2 separate regions of the Homo sapiens genome follow, and region 1 is linked to region 2. A link is a contact called in ENCODE Hi-C data. All regions are on one chromosome and are shown on one strand. Each heading gives the region's core, a stretch centred on a gene start or an enhancer-like site at or near the end of the contact. The rest is flanking DNA. Distances are from core to core; before and after follow the strand shown.

Evidence for each region. Hi-C counts contacts between places; a loop is a spot of excess contacts on that map. Pooled maps may share reads with other maps.
Region 1: a map of OCI-LY7 shows a loop between it and region 2 (5-fold over the local background). The contact joins the enhancer-like site here to the promoter of BPGM in region 2. A Hi-C loop is called at or near these places in 1 of 168 maps with a recorded cell type or tissue (OCI-LY7), 1 of 37 single-sample maps with no recorded cell type and 2 of 50 pooled maps.

The regions. Positions count from the first base shown.
Region 1 is chr7:136,356,884-136,363,612 of GRCh38, reverse strand. The region is part of intron 4 of LOC105375523 (a long non-coding RNA gene); the gene reads right to left. Among named protein-coding and RNA genes, the nearest start is that of MTPN, 380 kb to the right of the region's middle. RefSeq lists an enhancer at 3,846-3,945. Within about 2 kb of position 4,117, at least 2 of the 41 ENCODE cell types and tissues checked have a DNase peak (open chromatin) inside an H3K27ac peak, as active enhancers do; they include OCI-LY7, where a contact is called at or near this core.
Region 2 is chr7:134,642,859-134,650,075 of GRCh38, reverse strand. It overlaps BPGM (bisphosphoglycerate mutase), which reads right to left and starts at 3,223. Exons shown (of 3, transcript NM_001724.5): 1 at 3,139-3,223. The region is part of intron 1 of LOC124901750 (a long non-coding RNA gene); the gene reads left to right. RefSeq lists enhancers at 2,887-2,996, 3,097-3,246.

The DNA of each region.
Region 1 (6,729 bases), core at 2,868-5,367, 1.7 Mb before region 2:
CTGATTCTAGAAGTTATATGAAAAGGCAAAAGACTTAAAATAGCCAAAATAATTTTGAAATAAAGTTGAAGGAGTAACACTGATTTTAAGACTTACTATAAGGCTATAGTAAGCAAGACTGCAGTTACTAAAAGGGTAGACTTATAAATCAATGGAAGAGAAAAGAGAGTTTTAAAATAGAGCCACATATATATGGTCAATTAATTTTTCATGAAGATGTTAAGATAATCCAAAAGAGAAAAGCAATTGTCTAAAATGTAATTGGATTAAATGGATATCATATGGGGAAAAAATTAACATTGATCTTTACCACACACATCATACACAAAACTTACTTAAACTGAAATGGGAAAAGAGCCTAAATGGGAAGCCTAAAAATCAAAATTTTTGGAAGAAAAAACAAGAGAAAATCTTGATTACGTCAAGACAGAACACAAAGAGGATGAAACAGAAAAGAACAAAATGATAAAATGGACTTTGGATTTGAAACAAAGGTGTTCTCAACACAAAGGCTATTGTTCTTTTGAAAATATCATTTTTTGAAAAAAGGGAAACCACACTGGGAAAAAAATATTTGCAAAGAACATCTCTGAAAAAAATATCACAAAAGAACCTCTAAAATTCAATATAGCAAGGCAATCCACAGACGTCACAAGACTTGAAATGATACCTCAAAAAGATATGTAAATGGACAGTAAACATATTAAAAGGCGCTCAACATCATTAATCGCCAGGAAAATACAAATTAAAACCACAGTGAGGTATTACTACATACCCATCAGAATGGCTAAAATTAAAATGCCTGACCAGACCAAGTGTTGATGGGGATGTGAAGCAACTGGAACTCTCATATACTGCTAATGAAAATATAAAGTTGTATACTTTTTGGAAAACACATTGGAAACTGGAATTTCCAAATTATAGAAAACAGCTTGATGACTTCTTAAAACTTTAACATATACCTGCCATACTTTGCCATTCTACCCCACAGCATTTGCCCAAGAGAAATGAAAACATATCTCCAGACAAAGGTTTATACACGTTTGTAGAAGCTTTAATTGTAATAGCCAAAACCTAGAAATAACCCAACTGTCCATAATTATATGAACAAACTGTGGCAATTCCATACTGGGAAATAGCACTCAGCAATAAAAAATATGAGCTATTGATATATAAACAAACTGTGGCATATCCATACCTGGAAATACCACTCAGCAATAAAAAAAAATATGAGCTATTGATACACGCACAAACATGGATGGATTTCAAAATAATTATGCTGAATGAAAGATGCCAGGCAAAAAAGGAACACATCATGTAGATTGCCATTTATATAAATTTCAAAAACATGGAAACAATAGTGACAGAAAATAATTCAGTAGTTTTCTGGAGAAGTGAAAGATAAGCCATCATGAGAACATTTGGGGGCTGATGGTTCTGATGTGATTTCACAGGTGATGGTCATGGTTCCACAGGTAAATACGTAACTCAAAACTGAGCAAATGGTCACTTTAAACATATGCAGTTTATCCCATATCAGTTATAGCTAAATAAAGTTAACAAGGTTTCTTCCTATAACCTTATAATTATGACTTACTAATACAATAGACTATATATATATATACTGTTATATTTTCCATTATATATGGAAATATATATATATATTCCTACACAATTACTGGGTTTTATATTTATATTTCTTTTCTATTTGTATTGGATCACTTTACTAAAATTTCTTATTAGCATGAAAAGTTTTCTCAGTTGATTTTCTATGGTTTTTAATGTAATTATTTACATTTTTTACCAAACAATGATTATTTTATATCCTTTTTGTTGAAAATTATGTAACCCAATTGACATTAGACATGAAGTGAGGAACGGCAGCTGCTATTACTGTCTGGAGGAATAGGATGCACTTGATGTTTCAGAGGATAAGCCACAACACCTGTGTTGATGCTCAAGTTAACAAGGCATTTTCACTTTGCATTTAAAACAAAGGTGATTTTTTGAGGTCAGGAGTTCCAGACGAGCCTGGCCAACACTGCAAAACCCCGTCTCTAATAAAACCACAAAAAATTAGCCAGGTGTGTGGCATGTGCCTGTAATTCTAGCTACTCGGGAGGCTGAGGCAGGAGAATCGCTTGAACCCGGGGAGGGGCAAAGGTTTCAGTGAGCCGAGATTGTGCCACTGCACTCCAGCCTGGGTGACAAGAGTGAAATACTGTCTCAAAAAAAAAAGAAAGAAAGAAAAAGAAAACATAGATGTTCTCAACAAAGAAGTTTGGAAATACTTCTTTCTTTGCTACAGCACGTAGAAAATAATGCTGATTGTGCACAGAGAAAACAGAAGAGAAAATACCTAGGGTTCAGAGAGAAGAGAGTGTGGTAGCAACTTTCACCCAGTAGTCAAGTTCAAAATGTCTTTTTTATTGATATAAAATAGCTGTACGTATTTGGGTGGTACATGTGATATTTCATACATATATACAACGTGTAATGATCAAATCAGGGTAACTGGGATATCCATCACCTCAAACATTTACCTTTTGTTTGTGTTGAAACATCCTAATTCTTCTCTTCTAGTATTGTAAGGAGTCTGTAGTCAACAAAATGCCTTATGAAGAAATCAGTGAAGACTCAGGATTTAAAGGATGTCTTATTAGGAAAAACATAGTAATAAAGGCTGTGGAGGAAGATTCAGTCATTGCCAATCAGTAGGTAATGAATAAAGCAGGTCACACAGGCTGGTGTCTACACCAGATCAGAAGCAAATTTTATCACTAGCCTAATTTCCTATGATGTCACTTCTGCTCTTTCCTCTCTCTCCCAGGATTTCAATCATACTGTGGCATTTTGCATCCTTGCAGTCTCTCCTTACCTTTGTTTTTTTGTTTGTTTTTGTTTGTTTGGTTTTTTGAGACAGAGTCTCACCCTATCGCCCAAGCTGGAGTGCAATAGCATGATCTCGGCTCACTGCAGCCTCCGCCTCCTGGGTTCAAGGGATTCTCCTGCCTCAGCCTCCCAAATAGCTGGGATTACAGGTGCCCACCACCACGTCCAGCTAATTTTTGTATTTTTAGTAGAGACAGGGTTTCACCATGTTGGCCAGGATGGTCTCGAATTCCTGACCTCGTGATCCGCCTGCCTTGGCCTCCCAAAGTGCTAGGATTACAGGTGTGAGCCACCACACCCGGCCTCTCCTTACCTTTTTATGTGTTCTGCTACTCACTGCTTCCATCTTCCCCCTCATAGTGACCCATCCTTATGTTATTTTAAAAAATGTTCTTTTAGCTCTGCAAGAATATAAAGTACCTATTTTCTATTGTTTTTTCTCTTTGTGGTAATGGACGAGTTTTACTTTCAGACTTTCCCCTTTTTTCTCTTTTTATGTTTTACTGCCTTTTTTTGTGGGGTGGTGGTAGTACCTGATTTTTCCTTGTTTATTCATCTTTAAATGAAGACAGAGATCTATGGAGATACATTTTTGCCAATACCTGATATAAGTATGTAGAAGAACTTCTCTTTCCTCAAGTGTATTAACAGGTTAATTGGATTCCATTTCCAAATATGAACCTGGAGGGTAGGTTGCTATGAATAACTGAGTTCAATACCAGGACCTACTAGAAATTAATCTTGGGCAACTTTGTTGAATAGCGGTAGTTCTTTGATCTTCTGGAATCGAGTTTGTATCCTGTAATTTTTAAACCAGTTCACAACTATTTTTCTTTGACTATAAATGAAAAACAACATTTTCTTACATATACCACTTCCTTTCTCTGCTCCTGGGCAATTATCACTCGTTTTATAATTTTATGTCCTACCCTGCCCCAACCACCTGCTCCCTCACCTGGGTCAGTTAATTATATACTCGAACTGCATTTTCTGAACGGACTGCTATCAGGTGGGGGAAGCTGGGAAAGTAGCAGTCCAGAGGGCCTGCCCAAATTTCTGTTTGGTGTTGCTTTCGTGTCTTTAAATTCAGATAGTTAACTTTGGCATGTCATATCTCTTCCTTCCTGCTTCTGAACTTGCCCAAGGATGGAGCAGTTTGAGGCACCTGTTTCTCAGTTCCTCATTCTCATAGCAATAAGTAGAAATGTCTCCCACATGCGGCATATGGGTAACCTGGTTTCCAGTACTGTTGTGGGATTTGGTCTTCCTGTGTCTCCATGGGCACCATCAGTCTGAGTACTTTCAGAAGCAAGTAATAAAAATTCTACTCTACCTGGCTTAAACAAAACACAATGAGGCTTTAGTGGGAGACTCACTAATCCAAAGGTAAGAAGTACAGGTGGGCATCATAAGAGACTAAACAGATGGGTCAAACGAGTTCAAGGAAGCAATTGCCTCAGCCTCTGTTCAGCCCCATGGCCAATGTCTGTTTCTGGGGTCATCTGTGGCATTTTTTTCCCTCTAGGCAAACCACCTTTTTCTACTTCCCTTGCGCATGTTTAAAACAATTACTTCAATCTTGGAACTACGTGTCTGGGCTCAAGAGAGACCAAACTGACAAATGCCCTAGTTCTAGTTCAAAATTCCAGAGGGAGAATTTCTTATTGGTCAAGTGATTCTTGATCTATACAGCTGTGACAAGAGGATCTCACCACGTAATACGAGTCACCCAGTCTGTCTTGGGGGTGAAGGAAGTGGTATAGTGGAGGATGGGGAAAGAGTAGGCAGTTAAAGTTTAAAGGTAAATAAATAGTAGGGGGGCAGTGGTGTGCACCCGCAGTCCCAGCTACTAAGGAGGCTGAGGCAGGAAGATTGCTTGAGCCCAGGAGTATGAGGCCAGCCTGGGCAACACAGCAACATCCCTGTCTCTAAAAATAAGAAGATAAATAAATAAGCTTTTACTATAGACTATAGATTTTCAGGTGTGGGGGTGGCAGGGATCGGATTTCTTTACCATAGAAGAAGGACTTCTCAGAGGCTTTAATTACCAAATTGTATTATATTATCTTCTATTTAGTAGGAGAGAAAATATAGAACATTTCTCAATTATTTTACCAAGAAACCCTTCTGGCAGAATATTTTTTTAAAGCAAGCTTCCATTTACTTTTTTTTAACTTCAATTTTTATTTTAGATTCAGTGTTACATGTACACATGGGTAAATTGTGTGATTCTGAGGTTTGGGATATGACTGAATCTGTCACCCAGGTCATGTCCCTAGTACCCAATAGGTAGTTTTTCAACCTTTGCCACCTTCCCTCCTCCAGGAGTCCCCAGTGGCTATTGTTCCCATCTTTACGTCTGCGAGTACTCAGCGTTTAGCTCCCACTTTTAAGTGAGACTATGCAGTAGTTGGTTTTCTGTTCCTGTGTTAATTCATTTAGAATAATGGCCTCCAGCTACATCTATGTTGCTGCAATGGACATGATGTCATTGTTTTCTATGGGTGTGTAGTATTCAATGGTGTATATGTACCACATTTTCTTTATCCAATCTACCGTTGGGCACCTAAGTTGATTCTGTGTCTTTGTTATCGTGAATAGTGCTGCAGTTAACATATGAGCGCATGTGACTTTTTGGTAGAATGATCTATTTTCCTCTGGGTATATACCCAGTAATGGGATTGCTGGATCAAATGGTAGTTCTGTTGTAAGTTTTTTGAGAAATCTCCAAACTGCTTTCCACAGTGGCTGAACTAATTTACAGTTCTACCAACAGTGTATAAACATTCCCTTTTCTCCACAGCCTCATCAACATCTACTATTTTTTGATTTTTTAATAATAGCCATTCTGATTGGTGTGAGATGGTTTCTCATTGTGGTTTTGATTTGCATTCCTCTGATGATTAGTGATGTTGAGAATTTTTTCATGTTTCTTGGCCACTTGTAGGTCTTCTTTCGAGAAGTGTCTGTTTATGTCCTTTGCCTACTTTTTAATGGGATTATTTGTTCTTTGCTTGTTGAATTAAGATCATTATATTAAGAATGAACTAAGTATAATGATACACTAAGAATATCTAGTATTGTTTTGGATACTAGATCTTTGTCAGATGTGTAGTTTGCAAATATTTCCTTCCATTCTGCAGGTTCTCTGCTTACTCTGTTGATAGTTTCCTTTGCTGTACAGAAGCTCTTTAGTTTAATTAGGCCCCACTTGTCAGTTTTTGGTTTTGTTGTAATTGCTTTTGAAAAGTTAATCATAAATTCTTTGTCAAGGCCTATGTCCAGAATCATATTTCCTAGATTTTTTTCTAGGATTTTTATAGTTTCAGTTCTTATATTTAAGTACAGACTATAGATTTACAGAAAGATGGAAGAGAGTAAATCAAACATAATTCACTTACTGCCATCTTACTTCAAGATTCTCAATGTACTTTAAAGTTTAAATAATCTTTTACCATAAAAGTCGTACATGAATTTATTTGAAAAATGCAAAGAGTAAAAAAAGACCAGCATTTTTTTTCTCATTCTCACCTTACAGATGTGACTACTGTTAAACATTTTTAAGTATCTTATCACAAATTTCCTACACATATTGTAGCTGAATCCAAACTTATTCTGCTTACTGCATGGCAACCAGTAAGTCAAGAGACAAGGAGTTGCAGCAAGGAAGGTAACTTTTTGCAGAGCCATCTGAGAAGAAGGCAGACTAATGTCCTAAAGAACCATCTTAAATCAGTACAAATTTCAGGCCCTTTTTATGTTAATGGCAGGGGGAAGAGGAGGGGTTTGGGATCAGGAGGCACCTGATGACCGGAGACATCTAGGTGCCAGTGAATG
Region 2 (7,217 bases), core at 1,974-4,473:
TTTGAACCTCAGGTTCCATATCTATAAAGATGAGGATCATGAAACTACTGTTCTCAGGGGGCTATCAGAAAGATTAAATGAGATTATGGTGAAGCACTCTACCAAAAAGTGAGAGGTAGAATGGAGCAGACTTTGACTAACTCATAAATAATGGCACAGATCTCAGGCCCGTCAAAGCAATCCTACCTTGCCGATGATATGAGCAGAAGCGAAAGCTGGGAATAAAGTAAAATGAAGGGAGGAATTAGAGGAGAAATGCTTAAATTAGGTGGTAGAAGGAGGAATGCAATCAAATATTGTGGGATGGAAGAAGGTGATGGTAAGATACAGTCTCAGAAGCTTACCAAGTACTAATATTCTGCAATCCAAATGCTTTAATGAAGTGGTTAACATTTAATTTATATTTTACAAAGTATGTTTTCCTCATATTTGTGGCTAAGTTTCAGCAGAAGGGTTTTGTTATTAAGTAATACTTTTTGTCCTGCCACCCATATAAACATCTTTCATATCAGATTTCATTCCAAGGATGTTTCAAGAAACCATTCGGTTCAAACACGTTTGTGACCTCTGTTCTTCAGGCCCCAGACACACAAAGATGAAGGCCAGGTGAATTTAGGTGCATCAATCATTACTTAAAATGTGCCTCTTAATCTCAACCAACCACAGCAGGCAAAAGAGGAAGAAAGACTAAAAGCTCTACCCAAACACTAACAGTAGTTGCTTCTAAGTGACATTTTTCTGCCACATTATACTTCGGTATGCTCCAAATTTTCTACAATAATCTGGTTTGGTTTAAATAGGAACACAAAAGAGTATATCCTTGTAATGGGGACAAAAATAGGAAGATCAATAAGACCTAGTATTTGCTAGCACAACAGGGTGACTATAGTAAAAAAAAAAACAATTTAATTGTAAATTTTCAAATAACTAAAAGAGTACAATTGGATTGTTTGAAACATAAAGGATAAATGCTTTTGGTGACAGCTACCCTATGTACTCTGATGTGATTATGCATTGCATGCCTATGTCAAAATATCTCATGTAACCCATAAATATATACACCTACTAGGTACCCACAAAAATTAAAAATTAAAAAACAAGAATATATCCTTGAAGCTGGGAACTTTTACTTGCTAATAGATGGTACAGAATTTACTGCAATGAGATTCTGCTTGTATACTAATAATTTTTACTTTAAAACAGACTTTAAATACAGAGTTTATATCTCAGATATAATTTAATGCAACATCTGCTTTCTAAAGATGCAAAAATCGAGATGGTAGGATCGCTTGAGCCCAGGAGGCAGAGGTGGAGGTTGCAGTGAGCAGAGATTGCGCCACTGCCCTCCAGCCTGGGCAACAGAGCGAGACCCTGTCTCAAAAAAAAAATGCAAAAATTAAGAGTCACAGTTGAAATGATTTGTTTAAGATCACACAAATAGTAACAGTTTCAGGACTAAAGCCAATGTTCTTGATTTCTAACTCAGAGCTCCTTCCACTATGACACTGTTTGAATTATGCTTCTCTGAAGTCCACCACCAACTGGGGAGCATCTGCGGTGTATGAGGTGCTACTGGAATACAAAGATGGCTAAGAAAGAGCTATTCCCTGGACTCACGGGAGGCAGTTCAAAAAAAAAGAAGGCCGGGCGCGGTAGCTCACACCTGTAATCCCAGCACTTTGGGAGGCCGAGGCAGGCAGATCACCTGAGGTCAGGAATTCGAGACCAGCCTGGCCAACATGGTGAAATCCTGTCTCTACTAAAAACACAAAATTAGCTGGGCGTGGGGGCGCATGCCTGTAATCCCAGCTACTCGGGAGGCTGAGGCAGGAGAATCGATTGAATCCAGGAGGCGGAGGTTGCGGTGAGCCAATATCGCGCCATTGCACTCCAGCCTGGGCAACAGAAGCGAAACTCCGTCTGAAAACAAAACAAAAAAAAAACCAAAACAAAAGAAAGAAAGAAAGAAAAAAGACAAGGCCAGGCACGGTGGCTCACGCCTGTAATCCCAGCACTTTGGGAGGCCGAGGCAGGCAGATCACCTGAGGTCAGGAGTTCAAGACCACCCTGGCCAACATGGTGAAACCCCGTCTCTACTAAAAATACAAAAATCAGCCAGGCGTGGTGGCCTATGCTTGTAATCCCAGCTACTTGGGAGGCTGAGGCAGGAGAATCACTTGAACCCGGTAGGCGGAGGTTGCAGTGAACCGAGATCGAGCCACTGCAGTCGCTCCAGCCTGGGCGACAGAGCGAGACTCCGTTTCAAAAAAAATAAAAAATAAAAGACAAATTGACATGAGTTCTGCTTTCACTATTAAAAAACCTTTAGTACCTACAGGTGAAACTTAGCTTTTGATTTTTCCCCTTCTTGGAAAGAGTCTGCATTTAGTCAGCTAACATTCTAGTACCACTCACAAGCTAAAGATCTTCCGTAATTTGCAAGGGAGGCAGTAGGGGGATGAGAGTTATAAGTTAGCTAACAACCAACTATTCTTTAAAGCTTAACTGTGAACTTAACTGCAATTATGCATTTCATTGACCTTCTCTAGTGTAATACCAGCTCGTCCCTTAGAAAAGAGGAAAATACACTTACGTTTTTATTTCTAGTGGTTCTAAGAACTTGTGATTTGGCTCCAGATTCCTACATGAAAACACTGCATATATTCACCTCCTTCTCTTTTCACCGCATTCGAGTTTTTCTGTCTACTACACAAAATGATAGATAGGGCCAGGTCTGCCAGAACCCTAAATACAGCGGCATCGCCCTGCTTCCTTCCAGGGGATCTTACTATTGGAAGGGCTCTGCTACACAGTACCTCAGACATCCAGAAGAGAGTTTATCTTCCCTCCAACTTCTATATATTCTTGCCATAAGGACAGCACTACCAAAGCGGGCTCCTCCTCTCAGTTGACAGAACGGTGACTGCCTGCGAGGCTCATTCTGAGATAGGGACAAGGGAAAGGGACCGGGGCGATAAGTGAGGGTCCCAGCTTGAGGGCTGGAGTGGGCACCAGACTCCCACCAACGACTAAACCGGGGGAAGTAAAGAAACTGGCCTTCCCCGCACCCAAAAATAAAACATCACATCACTAAAAAATGTAAACGTTCGCAACATTTTCTAAAACAAAGCCACTCACCTGCAAAGGGGCCACCAGCAGCAGCAGCAGCAGCAGCAGCCGCTCCTCCGAGCCGCCAAAGAGCCAGCGCCTCCTAGGACTCATCACTGCCGCCGGCATCGACGCTCTTTTCTAGCCCCTGAACCAGACGTGGGCAGGTCCTAGGGCTCTGCCTATTGGAAAGTCGAACTGTCACTCATCCACGGTCCCGGCCTACTCCCGGAACAGGAGAGGTCTCTTCCGTTTACCAAATCCCAGGAGTAAGAAGTGGGGCTCTGATTGGTTTACTCTAGAGACGAGCACATACCTGAACCAGTAAGGAGTTGGCTTCGACGCCAGCGGGCAGGCTTGGGCCTAGGGAAGTAGAAAAACACACCCTAGAGCGTCGCTGGTGCAAAACCTCGGGTGCGGGGAGCATCTTAGCTGTTTGAGGTTCTAGAAAGCGTTTAACGTCTTAAAAGAAACACCTGCGGGTGAAGACAGGTGTCAGCGGACTCTTGGAAGAGAGGAGGTGATGTTTCTTTTACTTATGGGAAATTTAGGGATTGAAACCTGAAGACGAAGCCGAGGTATCCTCCCAGAAGAAGCTCCTTTCGCACAAATTACTCGTGGTTGAAAGTCTTAAGTCGTGATTAAAACAAATGCCTTTAAAGTGCCCAATTTATAGGCAGTAACGCAACCTTACTTTCTCTTACCGCTTTTATAGGGATTCCCCTAGGCAGTTTGCTGACAGTATTTTAGGTGGGGAAGAAAAGTGATTAATGGAATGCCCTAAAAGCTTATTGCACAGAGGAAGGGAGGCTAGAGTGGAATGAGAGAATGACAAATTTGGAGGCGACAATAACTGAACAAGAGAAATCTATGAAAACACCGGAAACCTGGCACGAGGCCTTAAAAGCTTCTAAGCAGGCTTGAACTACCACACGAGGTTTTGAAGCATATGTGTCAGAACTCTTGGGTGGGCGGGAAAGATAAGGAATGTTATGGGAGATTCCCTTCTTAGAAGCTATCCTAAGTAGTGTTTCGTGTCCTCCTGTGAGTTTTTCCTGTTTCATCCTCCTAACAAATGCATTAGGTTTGTGACACGCAAGCAAGTCCTCAGAATAAATTATACATACAGTTGAAAAGATAATCTTTCCACATTTGAAATTCTGTGACACACTCTTTATTGAACTCATTAAGACCTAATCGTAGCCAGTTCTGTATCTCATTTATCCATGTTAGAGCATGACAGTTCCTCCTGGGATATCAACAGAACTTTACTTCCGGGACGGCACTAATCCGAGGCTTGACAGGTCCCAGCAGGTGATAGGTCTCACCTAGTGATAGTTAGAATTTAACTTGCACAAGATTAACTAGAGTTCAGGCCAGAACAGCTGGAAGGGGCAGCTTCCAAATCTTATACATTTGCCCTCTTGCTTTTTTCTCAATATCAGTTGAGGACAAAGTAAGGAGAAAGCTTTTCTTCTACAGTGTAATAAAGCTCCTATTCAGAGTGCCCACCATCCATACTCCGGAGGCTAATGACAGTCATTACCAAGTGACAGTCTTGTGGCATTTGGCATTTAGGGCTACTTAGTCTGGACTTAAGGGCGCCTACTCATTGGATTTAAGTTTACTGTTGTTATGGACACCCATGGAATGCTAGCTTGTCACATAAAACCTTAATATCAAACATCACTTGCCTTTTAGAATCATTCGCAAGAGTATGTGGCTTATGAATGAGTCATTTTGATATAAGATGGAAGCTTATATCAGTGATTCTGTCTAGAAGGAATTAAAAAGCAGATTTTCATCAGGAGCAAGCATGTTTGTAAGACAAATGTGCACAGAGGCTAACAGAATTTCAGGAGTTACTTTTGCCCTATGGCAAGATTGTTCTCCATACTTAATTATGTTACAGTATCATATCCTGAACCCTGTGTCCTGGTCTATTCGATGAGCTGTCTCTCTTATGAATTTTTAAATAACGAGGTCGTGGTTCACAAAGATGATCATAAATCCATTTAAGGCAAAGATGAACTCCAAAGAATATTAGACTTGTACAAACTTAGTACTTGACAGGGCTTTGGAAATTAAACTCTAGCTCCTTGTTGTACAGATAAAGAAACTGAAGCTTAAGTGATGTGCTCAGAATTACTTGGTTGGGGACAAATCCTGGGCTAGGACCCAAGGTTGCTAATTCATATAATTCTGGGAAGATGCTTCCTCTTCCTGCTGCCTTCTCCTCCTCACCCCAAAAGCAATGTATTTTTTAAATTAAGATTAATTTTAGGATTCACTTCCATTGAAGACCAGTCATGAGGACTTCAGTTCTGATACAGCAAGTGATATAGATACTATGAAAATAATTCAGTGTCATCAAACAGCTTTTGATGTAGTCTCACTTTTATCCAAACAAGAAATGAAAAGCAATAAATTATTATAGCTATGTTGTCTCTTTGTCTTCCTTTCTGTTACAGGTGTATATCAAAAAGTCAGTATTAACCCATGTGATACTTTGAGTTTTAGTTGAAAATTGTCTTCCTTGTGACCTGAATAAACCACTATTTTATTGATAGCATACATACCTGGTCAAAATAATTTCACAGTTATGTGCACAGAGCCTCTAGCCTTTTCCACGTATGGCTGAATTGGTCCACCGTGCATCAAAACATCATCCACGGACCTAGGCTATTCTCCCTTTTGCTAGCCTAGCAGAACCATTGGCTCCCTCCTTCCAGCAAACTCCAGAGTTAGCTAGTTCTATATGCCATGTACAGGAGTGTCTCCTTTTCTTCACAGTATCAGGACACACCATGAGTTGGTTATTTGCTGCCAGTGTTTAGTCTCCAACTGTACCCTACTTACTTCAGGGTCAGATTAAAATTTACCACTCGTAACCTAGTATAATAGACCTATGCGTGGCCCCCATCATTGACCTCCTAAGTACAAGACTCCCTTTTCTGAAACTAAAAACTGGAAATGCTGTTATGGGTCAGCCATCCAGACCTCTCAGAAGGGACCTTAAAGTCTGTCCCTTTCTTTCAGAAGTTAAAACTTAGAATCCTCATCTTCCTCACAGAGTAGGGTGAAGAATCATGGAGGCAGTTTTGGAATAGCTTTGCAATCTTTGAAGCACCTTGTGTCTGTCACTTTCCAGCACTGGGAACTCAGGGGCTTAATTGGACTTACAGTTCCATGTGGCTGGGGAAGCCTCACAATCATAGCTAACTCTAGAGTTTGCTGGAAGGAAGGAGCCAATGGTTTTGCTAGGCTAGCAAAATGCAGAATAGCCTAGGCAAATTGCTTGACCTCAGCCTCAGTGTCTTTATCTGTTAAACAGAGATAATACCCAAATCGCTAATGTGAAAATTAAGTGGGATAATGTGATGTGTGCCTGCCACATGGAAAGCATCTCATAAATGGTAGTTGTTATTCTTAACAATTATGGTAATGATAAATGTAAAGCATTTTACCTATTTACAAGTATTCTTATTCAAATTACTCAGTAAAGTCTTGGCATTGCGCTTGCCTCTTTTTCCTGCTCTCCACTCAAGTGGAGACCTGGACTCTTGCAGAGGGCATGAGACTGGGATTTCCCCAGCTATCTTGCAGCTACCCAGGGAGGTAATGGGCAGGAAGTGAATGCCAAAGAGGGTACAGACCCAGTGGCAGAGCCAGGAACCTCTGGTATTGGGAAGCCTGATCTATGTGAAATTCCCCTACAGTAAAACTAAACATTGACTAAGCACCTTGGCATAGGAAAAGAGCCAGGTTGATTTTTTTTCCCCACTACTTTCAGATCTGGGACAAGGATAGGGGAAAAAGGTAGAAACATGAGGAATCAAGAGAGGTGCTTTCCTCTTTTACAAATTCTCTACTCCACTAAGGAAAAACCCATGTTTCTTTAAATGCTTGTTGTTTATATGCTGGTAAACACAAACTCTGCCCTATGGAGTTTTTTTTAAAGCTTATATTTATTAATTATAAATTTATGTTTTAAAATGTTTATTGTATAAGGTTTAGAAAAGAAAAAACTTAAAATACCTATAATCCCACCCTCCAGAATTTATTTTTAACATTTTGTATATCCTATTTTTCCCATAAATCAATTACTT